2 separate regions of the Homo sapiens genome follow, and region 1 is linked to region 2. Evidence: chromatin contacts called from ENCODE Hi-C or POLR2A ChIA-PET data. All regions are on one chromosome and are shown on one strand. The core of a region is the stretch at or near the end of the contact, and the rest is flanking DNA. Distances in the headings are between cores, read along the strand shown.

Region 1 (5,747 bases), core at 1,270-3,769, 230 kb after region 2:
ACAGGCACGTGCCACCATGCCCAGCTAATTCTTTGAATTTTTAGTAGAGATGGGGTTTCACCATGTTGGCCAGGATGGTCTCCATCTCCTGACCTCGTGATCCGCCCACCTCGGCCTCCCAAAGTGCTGGGATTACAGGTGTGAGCCACCGTGCCTGGCGGTTTTATTTGTTTTTTGAGACAGGGTCTCACTCTGTTGCCCAGGCTGGACTGCAGTGGCACTATCATGGCTCATTTCAGCCTTGAATTCCCAGGCTTGGGTGATTCTCCCACCTCAGTCTCCTGGGTAGCTGGGATTACAGGTGTATGCCACCAAGTCTGGCTAATTTTTTGTGTTTTTTGTAGAAATGGTGGTTTCAAGGCCGGGCGCGGTGGCTCACGCCTGTAATCCCAGTACACTGGGAGGCCGAGGTGGGCAGATCATGAGGTCAGGAGATCGAGACCATCCTGGCTAACAAGGTGAAACCCCGTCTCTACTAAAAATACAAAAAAAAAAAAAAAATTAGCCAGGCGTGGTGGCGGGCGCCTGTAGTCCCAGCTACTTGGGAGGCTGAGGCAGGAGAATGGTGTGAACCCAGGAGGCAGAGCTTGCAGTGAGCCAAGATCGCGCCACTGCACTCCAGCCTGGGCAACAGAACGAGACACAGTCTCAAAAAAAAAAAAAAAAAAAGAAATGGCGGTTTCATCATGTTGCCCCGGCTGGTCTCAACCTCTTGGGCTCAAGTGATCTGCTCACCTCTGCCTCCGAAAGTGCTGGAATTACAGGTGTAAGCCACCGAGCCCAGCCTCAAGGAAGCTTCTGAACTGTTAGGGGGAGCTCCTGCTCTAGGCCCAGCAGCTTCCAAGGCTTTAAAGGCATAATCCCATTTAATCTTGTAATGACGCTGTGAAGTGGCTCTTGGTATTAGCATTGCAATTCTGAGTATTATCTCCTCTTTGTAGATAAGGAAGATCATTTGCCCAAGGACACACAATGAGCAGATGAGACTGGAACCCAGATTTCTAGAGTGCTAGACTCTGTGTCTTCCCATTCACTTTATTTTTTATTTTATTTTATTTTATTTTTTTGAGACAGAGTCTCACTCTGTTGCCTAGGCTGGAGTGCAGTGGCACGATCTCAGCTCACTGCAACCTCTGCCTCCCAGGTTCAAGTAATTCTCGTGCCTCAGCCTCCCCAGTAGCTGGGATTACAGGCGTGTGCCACTATGCCTGGCTAATTTTTGTATTTTTAGTAAAGATGGGGTTTCACCGTGTTGGTGAGGCTGGTCTCAAACTCCTGACCTCAAGTGATCTGCCCACTTTGGCCTCCCAAAGTGCTGGGATTACAAGCGTGAGCCACCGTGGCCAGCCATAAAATTTTTTTTTTATTATAAAATATCTGGGCTTTTTTTGTTTTTTGTTTTTTAGTTGGGGCCTTGCTCTGTCACTCAGGCTGGAGTGCAGTGGTGCAATCTCAGCTCACTGCAGCCTCCGCCTCCTGGGCTCAAGTGATCCTCCTGTTACGGGATCTTTGGGGTGTTGCTTTTCTGGCCAGAAACCTCTGTGGCTGCAGTGCCTTTGCCCAAGTTCTTGTCCTGTGTCCAGGAAGAATGAGGTACACAGACAAGTGAAGGGTGAAGAAGATGAATAGGAGCTTTATTTAGTCTTAGAACAGCTCAGAGGAGACCGTCAGTGGGCAGCTCCTCTCAGTAGGCAGGTCACCCCATCGAGTGTTCAGCTCTCAGCAGAGATGAGGCCCTGAAGAGGGTGGTTCCTCTCGGCAGGCAGGTCATGTAGGCGTCTCTGCAGGTCTCTGAAGCTCTCAGTAGAGAGGGTAGCTCCTCTGTGCAGGTGGTAATCCCATTGTCTCTCTGTCCTCTGCCCTCTGCCCTGCTCTGGTGGAGCCTGGGGCTTTTATGGACCTCAGAGAGGAGGAAGTACGTGCTGGTTGGTCCATGGGCTGCCATGCGTGGGCCCAGAGGAGGTACAAGTCCCCACTCTTGTCTGTGGGGTTGGCAGCCTGGCCCCCAGCCTTCAGGCCCTCCCTGGCAAGAAGGTGGGGCCTTACTAGGGACCCCCCACCAACTTCTGCCCAGGAATCCGTCTGCCTCCTGCTGCCATTCATGGCCCCAGGACTGGACCCCAACCCCGATCCCAGATCAGAGCTGGCGCTGGGAGAGAAGAGAGGCCAGGCAGCAGGAGAAGACACCCAGCAGTCTGCAGAGATTGGGGGGGCCTTCCCGGCCTCTGAGAGTGCAGGCTGCAGAGAGGCCCAGGTCCTCAGCCTCAGAGGGCGGCCACAGCTGCATCCGGGGAGCTCCTGCCCTGCCAACTCGGAAGGGGTGGGGCTCCCACTTGTCCCCGGCTCTTGCTCACTCTGTGGAGCTGGAGGCCTAGGTTGGCAGCCATGGGGGCAGCTGCAGCTGCACCCGGGAGGGCAGACCCTACCTACTTCTGGCCCCTGCAAGAGCACAGGAAGGCTCAATCCACAGTGGCGGTTTGGGCGGCTGCAGTGGCATCTGGGGAACTCCCACCACAGCTCAGAAGGGGCAGGGCTTCCACCGGCTCCATGGAGTGTGTAGCCCCAGCCGCACCTCCCTGCTGCAGCCGGTGTAATGACAGCAGCCACTGCCATCACTCCTGCCTCAGTCTCACTAGTAGCTGGGACTACAGGCGTGCACCACCACGCTAGGCTGATTTTTAAAATTTTTAGCAGAGACAGGGGTCTCCCTATGTTGCGCAGGCTGGTCTCGAACTACTGAGCTCCAGCTCGGCCTCCTGCCTCAGCCTCCCAAAGTGCTGGGATTACAGGTGTGAGCCACTGCGCCAGGCCTAAAATAATTGTTTTGGTTTTTCTTTTTGTTTGAGACAGTTGTCTTCTGTTCTGCACACGCAGCAGGAAATTGGATCTCTACCTCACAGCATACTCAAAAGAGTTGAAATATAACCTATTTGTAGTTATCAGCGACCTGGGTGAAGACACACCTGGCAGAAGGGTGTGGTAGCCTCATTAAACATGAGTGAGAATGAATTCCAGGTGGAGATGGGAGAGATGATTTATTTGCTAGCTGGGGAAAGAAGAGGCAGGCCCAGCCCAGAGGGAGAATGAGAGGCGGAAGATGACATTCGCTGCATGCCTGACACCTGCCTGAAGTTAACCAGGGTCAGCCCGGCCTTTCCTCCCCCGGGATGTCTCCAACTCGGCTGACAACATCCACTTTAATTAATACAGCACAGCAGGACACTTCCTGTGTACAGCTACACGCTAAGGGCCAGGAGTAGCCTAATGTCCTTGAGCCCCAGAGAAACCATCGTGTGTTCAAGCATGCTGTCTGGAAACTTAGAAAGGGCTCATGACTCCTCTCTGCTTTCACACCCCACATCCCATCCAGGGGAAATCCTGTTGACCTTCAAAATGCACCCGAAGTCGGACCCCCCAAAGGCTGGACGCCGTGGCTCACGCCTGTAATCCCAGTACTTTGGGAGGCCTAGGCAGGCGGATCACCTGAGGTCAGGAGTTCGATATCAGCCTGGCCAACATGGTGAAACCCCGTCTCTACTAAAAAATACAAAATTAGCCAGGTGTGGTGGCACACGCCTGTAATCCCAGCTACTCGGAAGGCTAAGACAGGAGAATCGCTTGAAGCTGGGAGATGGAGGCTGCAGTGAGCCGTGATCGCACCATTGCACTCCAGCCTGGACAAGACACAGCGAGACTCCACCTCAAAACAAAAACAAAAACAAAAACAAAAACAAAAACAAAGTCTGAACCCCCAGAGCTAGTCTAGCCATGATCATTTCTCACCTGGAAAATTGCAGTCACCTCCTCGCTGCTTCTGCCCTTGTCCCCAACAGAAAGGTCCCCATATGGCAGCAGAATCCTTTGACAGAAGTGACATGATGTCATTCTCCTCCTCAAATCCCTTCTGTGGCTCCTGCCACACTCACTAAAAGACAACATCTTCACCATGACTCACCAGCTCCCTGTTCTCTGTCTGACCTCATCTTCCACCCGCTCTTCCTCTGTTCCATGCAGACTGTGACTGGCTTTTTTTGTTTTTTTTTTTTTTTGAGACGAAGTCTCGCTCTGTCACCCAGCCTGGAGTGCAGTGCCGTGATCACGGCCCACTGCAACCTCTGCCTCCCGGGTTCAAGTGATTCTCCTGCCTCAGTCTCGCCTCCTGAATAGCTGGGATTACAGACGCCCACCACTACTACACCCAGCTGATTTTTTTTTGTATTTTAGTAGAGACGGGGTTTCTCCATGTTGGCCAGGCTGGTCTTGAACTCCTGACCTCAGGTGATCCGCCTGCCTCGGCCTCCCAAAGTGCTGGGATTACAAGGGTGAGCTACCGTGCACAGCCAAGGGTATTGGTTTCTTATTGCTCCTGTAACAAATGACCATACACTTAGTGGCTCCATAGGAGACAGATTTATTTACTACCTTACTGTTCTGGAGGTTTTTTTTTTTTTTTTTTTTTACCACAGGGTCTGGCTCTATGATGCAGGCTGGAGTGCAGTGGCCTGATCATGGCTCACTGCAGCCTCAGCCTCCTGGGCTCAAGCAGTTCTCCTGTCACAGCCTCCCAAGTAGCTGAGACTACAGGTGTGTGCCACCATGCCCGGCTAATTTTAAAAAATTTTTTGTAGAGACTCTTCCTATGTTGCCCAGGCTGGTCTCCAACTCCTGGGCTCAAGCGATCTTCCTGCCTCGGCCTCCCAAAGTGCTGGGATTACAGGCATAAACCATTGCCCCAGGCCCCCAAAATGGGTTTTACAGGGCTAATATCAAGGTGTTGGCTGGGCTGCATCCCTTCTGGAGACTCTAGGGCTTCTCCTGGAGGCTCTCTTGCCCTGTCCAGCTTCAGGAAGCTGTCCACATTCCTCAGCTCAAGGCCCTCCTTGCATCACTCTAACTGAGGCAGGAGAATAGGGTCTGGAGCCAGAGAGCCTAAGGCCAATTCATGATGACTGGATATCAGAGGCTACTCCCCTTTCAAACCCTCCTTTTTCTGCATGGCTGTTGAAAAATGAAAGTACCTCTGAGTGGTCCCCTCCTGTAACCAATCAGACTGGTCCTGAGCCTACTCTTCATTCTGATTGGCCCCCTCCTGCAACCAATCAGACTGGCTGCGGGCCTATGCATCATTCTAATTGGTCCTCTCCCACAACCAATCAGACTGGTTACAGGCCTACTCTTCATTCGAATTGGTCCTCTCCTACAACCAATCAGACTGGTCACAGGCCAATGGGAAACTTCCAGAGGGTATTCAAATCCCCAAAAATTCTGTAACGGACACTTTTCAGCTGCTAGCTTGAGTCCACTCCCACCCTGTGAAGTGTGCTTTCCTTTAAAATAGATCTCTGCTTTTGCTGCCTTGCTTTGTGCGTTTCCTCTGCCTCCCGGGTTCAAGCAATTCTCTGCCTCAGCCTCCTGAGTAGCTGGGATTACAAGCACGTGCCACCACACCCAGCTAATTTATATATTTTTAGTAGAGACGGGGTTTCACCATCTTGGCCAGGCTTGTCTTGAACTCCTGACCTTGCGATCCACCCGCCTCGGCCTCCCAAAGTGCTGGGATTACAAGCGTGAGCCACCGCACCTGGCTGAGTATTGCAATTCTACATGAGATTTGGGTTAGGACACACACCCAAATCATATCACGGGGATTTGCTGTTTCCCAGGTTGGTCTCAAACCCCTGGGCTCAAGGCATCCTCCCGCCTCAGCCTCTCAAAGTGCTGGAATTACAGGCATCAGCCACTGTGCC
Region 2 (5,475 bases), core at 1,826-4,325:
CACATTATTCCTGATACCACACCTGACCCCCATGACTGTATCTCTCTGATCCACCTGATATTCACCCCATTTCCCCATATTTCCTTCTTTCCTGTTCCTCACTCTGATCACGCTTGATTTATTGATGGCAGTTCCACCAGGCCTAATCGCCACACACCAGCAAAGGCAGGCTATGCTATAGTACAAGCCATGAGCCCGCCTCTTAGAACCTCTCATTTCCTTTCCATCGTGGAAATCTGTCCTCAAGGAAATCACTTCTCAGTGTTCCATCTGCTGTTCTACTACTCCTCAGGGATTATTCAGGCCCCCTCCCTTCCCTACACATCAAGCTCAGGGATTTGCCCCCACCCAGGACTGGCAAATTAGCTTTACTCAACATGCCCCGAGTCAGGAAACCAAAATACCTCTTAGTCTAGGCAGACACTTTCACTGGATAGGTACAGGCCTTTTCTACAAGGTCTGAGAAGGCCACCGCAGTCATTTCTTCCCTTCTGTCAGACATAATTCCTCAGTTTAGCCTTCCCACCTCTATACAGTCTGATAACAGACCAGCCTTTATTAGTCAAATCAGCCAAGCAGTTTTTCAGGCTCTTAGTATTCAGTGAAACCTTTATATCCCTTACGGTCCTCTGTCTTCAAGAAAAGTAGAACGGACTAAAGGTCTTTTAAAAACACACCTCACCAAGCTCAGCCACCAACTTAAAAAGGACTGGACAATACTTTTACCTCTTTTGCTTCTCAGAATGCTGCAGGGTACAGCCTATTTGAGCTCCTGTATGGACAATCCTTTTTATTAGGCCCCAGTCTCATTCCAGACACCGGACCAACTTAGACTGTGCCCCAAAAAAACTTGTCATCCCTACTATTTTCTGTCTAGTCATACTCCTATTCTCCGTTCTCAACTACTCATACGTGCCCTGCTCTTGTTTACACTGCTGGTTTACACTGTTTCTCCAAGCCATCACAGCTGATATCTCCTCATGCTATCCCCAAACTGCCACTCTTAACTCCTGAAGTAAACAAATAATCTTTGCTGGCAGGACTATGCTGAATCTCCTTAGGCACTCTCTAATCAGATGTCCTAGGTCCTCCCAATTCTTAGACCTTTTATACCTGTTTTTCTCCTTCTCTTATTCCATTTAGTTTTTCAATTCATACAAAACTGTACCCAGGCCATCACCAATACTTCTACACAACAAATGTTTCTTCTAACAACCCCACAATATCACCCCTTACCACAAAATCTTCCTTCAGCTTAATCTCTCCCACTTTAGGTTCGCACGCCGCCCCTAATCCTGCTTGAAGCAGCCCCGAGAAACATCGCCCATTCTCTCTCCATACCACCCCCCAAGACTTCAACACTATTTTGTTTTATTTTTCTTATTAATAAAAGAAGGCAGAAATGTCAGGCCTCTGAGCCCAAGCCAAGCCATCGCATCACCTGTGACTTGCACGTATACATCCAGATGGCCTGAAGTAACTGAAGATCCACAAAAGAAGTAAAAATAGCCTTAACTGATGACATTCCACCATTGTGATTTGTTCCTGCCCCACCTAACTGATCAATGTACTTTGTAATCTCCCCCACCCTTAAGAAGGTTCTTTGTAATTCTCCCCACCCTTGAGAATGTACTGTGTGAGATCCACCCCTGCCCGCAAAACATTGCTCTTAACTTCACCGCCTATCCCAAAACCTCTAAGAACTAATGATAATCCACCACCCTTTGCTGACTCTCTTTTCGGACTCAGCCTGCCTGCAGCCAGGTGAAATAAACAGCCATCTTGCTCACACAAAGCCTGTTTGGTGGTCTCTTCACATGGACGCGCATGAAACGATTCTCCTGCCTCAGCCTCACAAGTAGCTGGGATTACAGGTGCCTGCCACCATGCCTAATTTTTGTATTTTTAGTAGAGATGGGGTTTCACCATGTTGGTCAGGCTGGTCTCGAACTCCTGATCTCGTGATCTGCCCGCCTCAGACTCCCAAAGTGGTGGGATTACAGATGTGAGCCACCGTGCCTGGCCCGGGCTTGGATTTTATGAAGAGGAAAAGTAGGGGAGCTAGCAAGGGGGTTACACTTGAGGAGGGAGTTCAAATGGACTGCACTGCATAGCCTGCAGGCTTGCAATGAATGTGAAGCTTTAAATGGGATTAAGTGCAAATTGAAAATATTCCAGACACATTTTTCACATTCCTGGCTAGTGAAAAGGTTTATGCTGATGAGAGAAGGCAAAGCTGAATCCCGGAATGGGTTAGGGCAAAGAAAACAAATCTGTCTTAAAGAGACAGACCTGGCCGGGCACGGTGGCTCACGCCTGTAATCCCAGCACTTTTGGAGGCCGAGGCGGTTGGATCACTTGAGGTCAGGAGTTCGAGACCAGCCTGGCCAACATGGTGAAACCCTGTCTCTACTAAAGATACAAAAATTAGCTGGGCGTGGTGGCGCATGCCTATAATCCCAGCTACTCAGGAGGCTGACGCAGGAGAATCGCTTGAACCCGGGAGGTGGAGGTTGCAGTGAGCCGAGATCGCACCACTGCACTCCAGCCTGGGCGACAGAGCAAGACTCGGTCTCGGGGCGGGGAAAAAAAAGGAAGGAGGGAAGGAAGGAAGGAGGGGAGGGAAGGGAGGGAGGGAGGGAAAAAGAAAGAGAGAAAGAAAGAAAGAAGGAAAGAAAGAAAGAGAAAGAAAGAAAAAGAAAGAAAGAAAGAAAGAGAAAGAAAGAAAGAGAAACAACCAAGAAACAACTACAATAGGTGCTCGGCATGTACTCCGTTAAAAAAGATAGAATTAAAACTACAATTCCCAGCAGACATCTCGCCTGCGACTTCTGAATATCGGCTTTCCCCGAGCGCAATGATCGCTGGGATTCGTAGTCCGGTACAAAATCAAGGAGGGACGGGCACTACCGGCCTAGATGACAGAGGAGGGAATCACTGCCATTCCGACCAATGGACAGTTCACGCCGGACCTGAGTGGCGAGCGCATAGCCAATGGGTAAGCCATTCATCCTGAGTGACATGGGTTGCAACCTACCGGAGGCCGGTGGGGCGGTACGGCGCGCGGCGGCCGTAGTGCGAATCATGGGAGGCGGCTGGTGGTGGGCTCGGGCCGCTCGCCTTGCCCGTCTTCGCTTCCGGAGGTCGCTACTGCCGCCTCAGCGGCCCCGGAGCGGGGGCGCCCGGGGGTCCTTCGCCCCCGGCCACGGTCCCCGCGCCGGGGCTTCGCCGCCCCCAGTGTCCGAGCTGGATCGTGCGGACGCCTGGCTCCTCCGAAAAGCGCACGAGACAGGTCGGTGGCTAGGGGTGGGGGCGGTGCGGATGGGACGGGGGTCCCGGGCTCGCGTGGGACCTTGATGGGGCGGGGGCTTCTGCAGGAAACGGGGCCCGGGCTCGGCTCCGAGAAGGGCTTCAGTGTGAGCGCACGGAAGCGCAGACTGCAAGAGCGCAGGTGCCCGCAGAGGGGATGGGCTTGCGGGGAGGACGAGGACCCCGGGTAACGGGGCGCCGTAGGGATTGGAGGGGGTGGTAGGGTTGCGCGAGGCAGCCTCGTAGAATCGCGCCTGCCGTGGGGAGAGGGGCTTCAGGGAGAGCTTAGGGTCTGTGGAGTTGGGTACAAGATGGGTCCATCCCGATTGCAGAGGCCACCACTGTGCAGAGAGCGGGAGTGTGGATCCCCGCAGAAGAGGGGGAAGTTCAGGATTGGAGAAGGGGACAACCAATCGGGAGAAAGCTCTCTGCTGATTGGAGGGGGAGGTGATCTAGGCTGCAGAGGGCGGGGCTTGTGACGGAGGCGAGGTCCAGAATGGAGCGGACTGGCCATGTTTGTTTTTTTTTTAATTTTATTTTTTTAATGACGGTGTCTTGCTCTGTCACCGAGGCTGGACCGCAGTGGCGCAATCGTAGCCCACTGCAGCCTTGAACTCCTGGGCTCAAGCTATCCTCTTGCCTCAGCCTCCTGCTTAGCTGGAGCTACAGGCATACACCACCGCACCCAACTATTTTAATTTATGTAGAGACGGGGTCTTGCTTTGTTGCCCAGGCTGGTCTGAACTCTTGGGCTCAGAGAATCCTCCTGCCTTGGCTTCCCAAAGTGCTGGGATTATAGGTGTGAGTCACCTCACTAGGCCAGGACCGGGCATCTAGATATAGGGTGTGGTGGGCTGTTTGTAAAGGACGTGAATGGGGACGGACGTGGGTGGGATTGGCCCAGGCCATACTCGGTAGGACATGGATGGGATTGGCCCAGGCCATACTCGGTAGGAGATGGCGGCATTTGAAGGAAAAGAAGGGCGAGGCTGAAGAGCGGCCTGGATTAGGAAACAGTTTGTCCCAGAGTTCTGAGAAAGAAGTGAGTGGGCAGGCCGTGGGGGTACACGTAGAGGGAGGGGTTTGGCCAAGATGACTCCTCAGATGGAGGTTCTGCAACTTTGCCCCTAGATTGTCCTCCACATTCTGCAGGGACTATCTTGAATCCTTTATTTTTTTTGAGACGGAGTCTCACTCTGTCGCCCAGGCTGGAGTGCAGTGGCATGATCTTGGCTCGCTGCAACCTCTACCTCCTGGATTCAAGTGATTCTCCTCCCTCAGCTTCCTGAGTAGCTGGGACTACAAGCACGTGCTACCACACCCTGCTAATTTTAACATTTTTAGTAGAGACAGGGTTTGACTATGTTGGCCAGGCTGGTCTCAAACTCCTGACCTCATGATCCGCCTGCCTTGGCCTCCCAAAGTGCTGGGATTACAGGGGTGAGCCACCACACCCGGCCCTTGAATCCTTAGTGTTACAGAGTTTGGGGGAGAGGGGCACTGAGGTGGAGGCCAGAGAGGATGTGGGGGGATATGGTTAGGTGAGCGGCTTCCTGGAAGAGGTGAGGATTTGGGATGGGCTTGCCTTGCGGCTGGATGGGATGGGGTGAGCTGAAGGGAGGCCCCTCAGTTTGACTGGGTAAGGGGGATTGAGGAGGTAGGGTTGGGGGTGATGTTAATCCCCCCATGTCCCCCTCCCTCCAGCCTTCCTCTCCTGGTTCCGCAATGGCCTCCTGGCATCGGGCATCGGGGTCATCTCCTTCATGCAGAGTGACATGGGTCGGGAAGCAGCATATGGTGAGTGCAGACCCCCCCTCTCGCCCCACGGAACCAGGGAATGCAGAGCCCCTATCACCTGCCCTGGTGAGAGTAGACTCTCCTACCCCATCCCACTCCCAGTAGTAAGTATAGAACCCCCATTCTTCCCCCACCAGAAGACACCCCTCCCATAGGCACTAGGTCCATCTGAATGGGTGGCCCAGGACATGGTTATGGTCCCCTCCCCTCCGATCTGATTCTCAAAGATGCAGGCTAGCCCCTGGCACGGCCCTGCCTCTGTTCCTGTCTCCTCAACCCTGGCTTTGCTCCCAGACCATCCCCCGACCTTGGCCCTGTTGCTACCCTGCCTCTCCCGCAGGCTTCTTCCTGCTGGGCGGCCTGTGCGTG

The links. Hi-C counts contacts between places; a loop is a spot of excess contacts on that map. ChIA-PET counts read pairs that join two places held with the same protein, here RNA polymerase II (POLR2A). Pooled maps may share reads with other maps.
Region 1: a loop to region 2 is called in a pooled map, with 4 times the contacts of the local background. The contact joins the enhancer-like site here to the promoter of TMEM160 in region 2. A Hi-C loop is called at or near these places in 6 of 50 pooled maps. POLR2A ChIA-PET finds 5 or more read pairs at or near these places in 2 of 52 experiments (WTC11 and naive thymus-derived CD4-positive, alpha-beta T cell).

The regions. Positions count from the first base shown.
Region 1 is chr19:46,818,328-46,824,074 of GRCh38, reverse strand. No RefSeq gene overlaps it. Among named protein-coding and RNA genes, the nearest start is that of SNAR-E, 9.5 kb to the left of the region's middle. RefSeq lists enhancers at 2,156-2,215, 2,386-2,505. Within about 2 kb of position 2,519, at least 11 of the 41 ENCODE cell types and tissues checked have a DNase peak (open chromatin) inside an H3K27ac peak, as active enhancers do.
Region 2 is chr19:47,046,224-47,051,698 of GRCh38, reverse strand. It overlaps TMEM160 (transmembrane protein 160), which reads left to right and starts at 3,075. Exons shown (of 3, transcript NM_017854.2): 1 at 3,075-3,292; 2 at 5,014-5,106; 3 at 5,447-5,475. The coding sequence starts at 3,085. RefSeq lists enhancers at 1,615-2,132, 2,133-2,650, 2,774-3,068, 3,578-3,647 and a silencer at 3,108-3,297.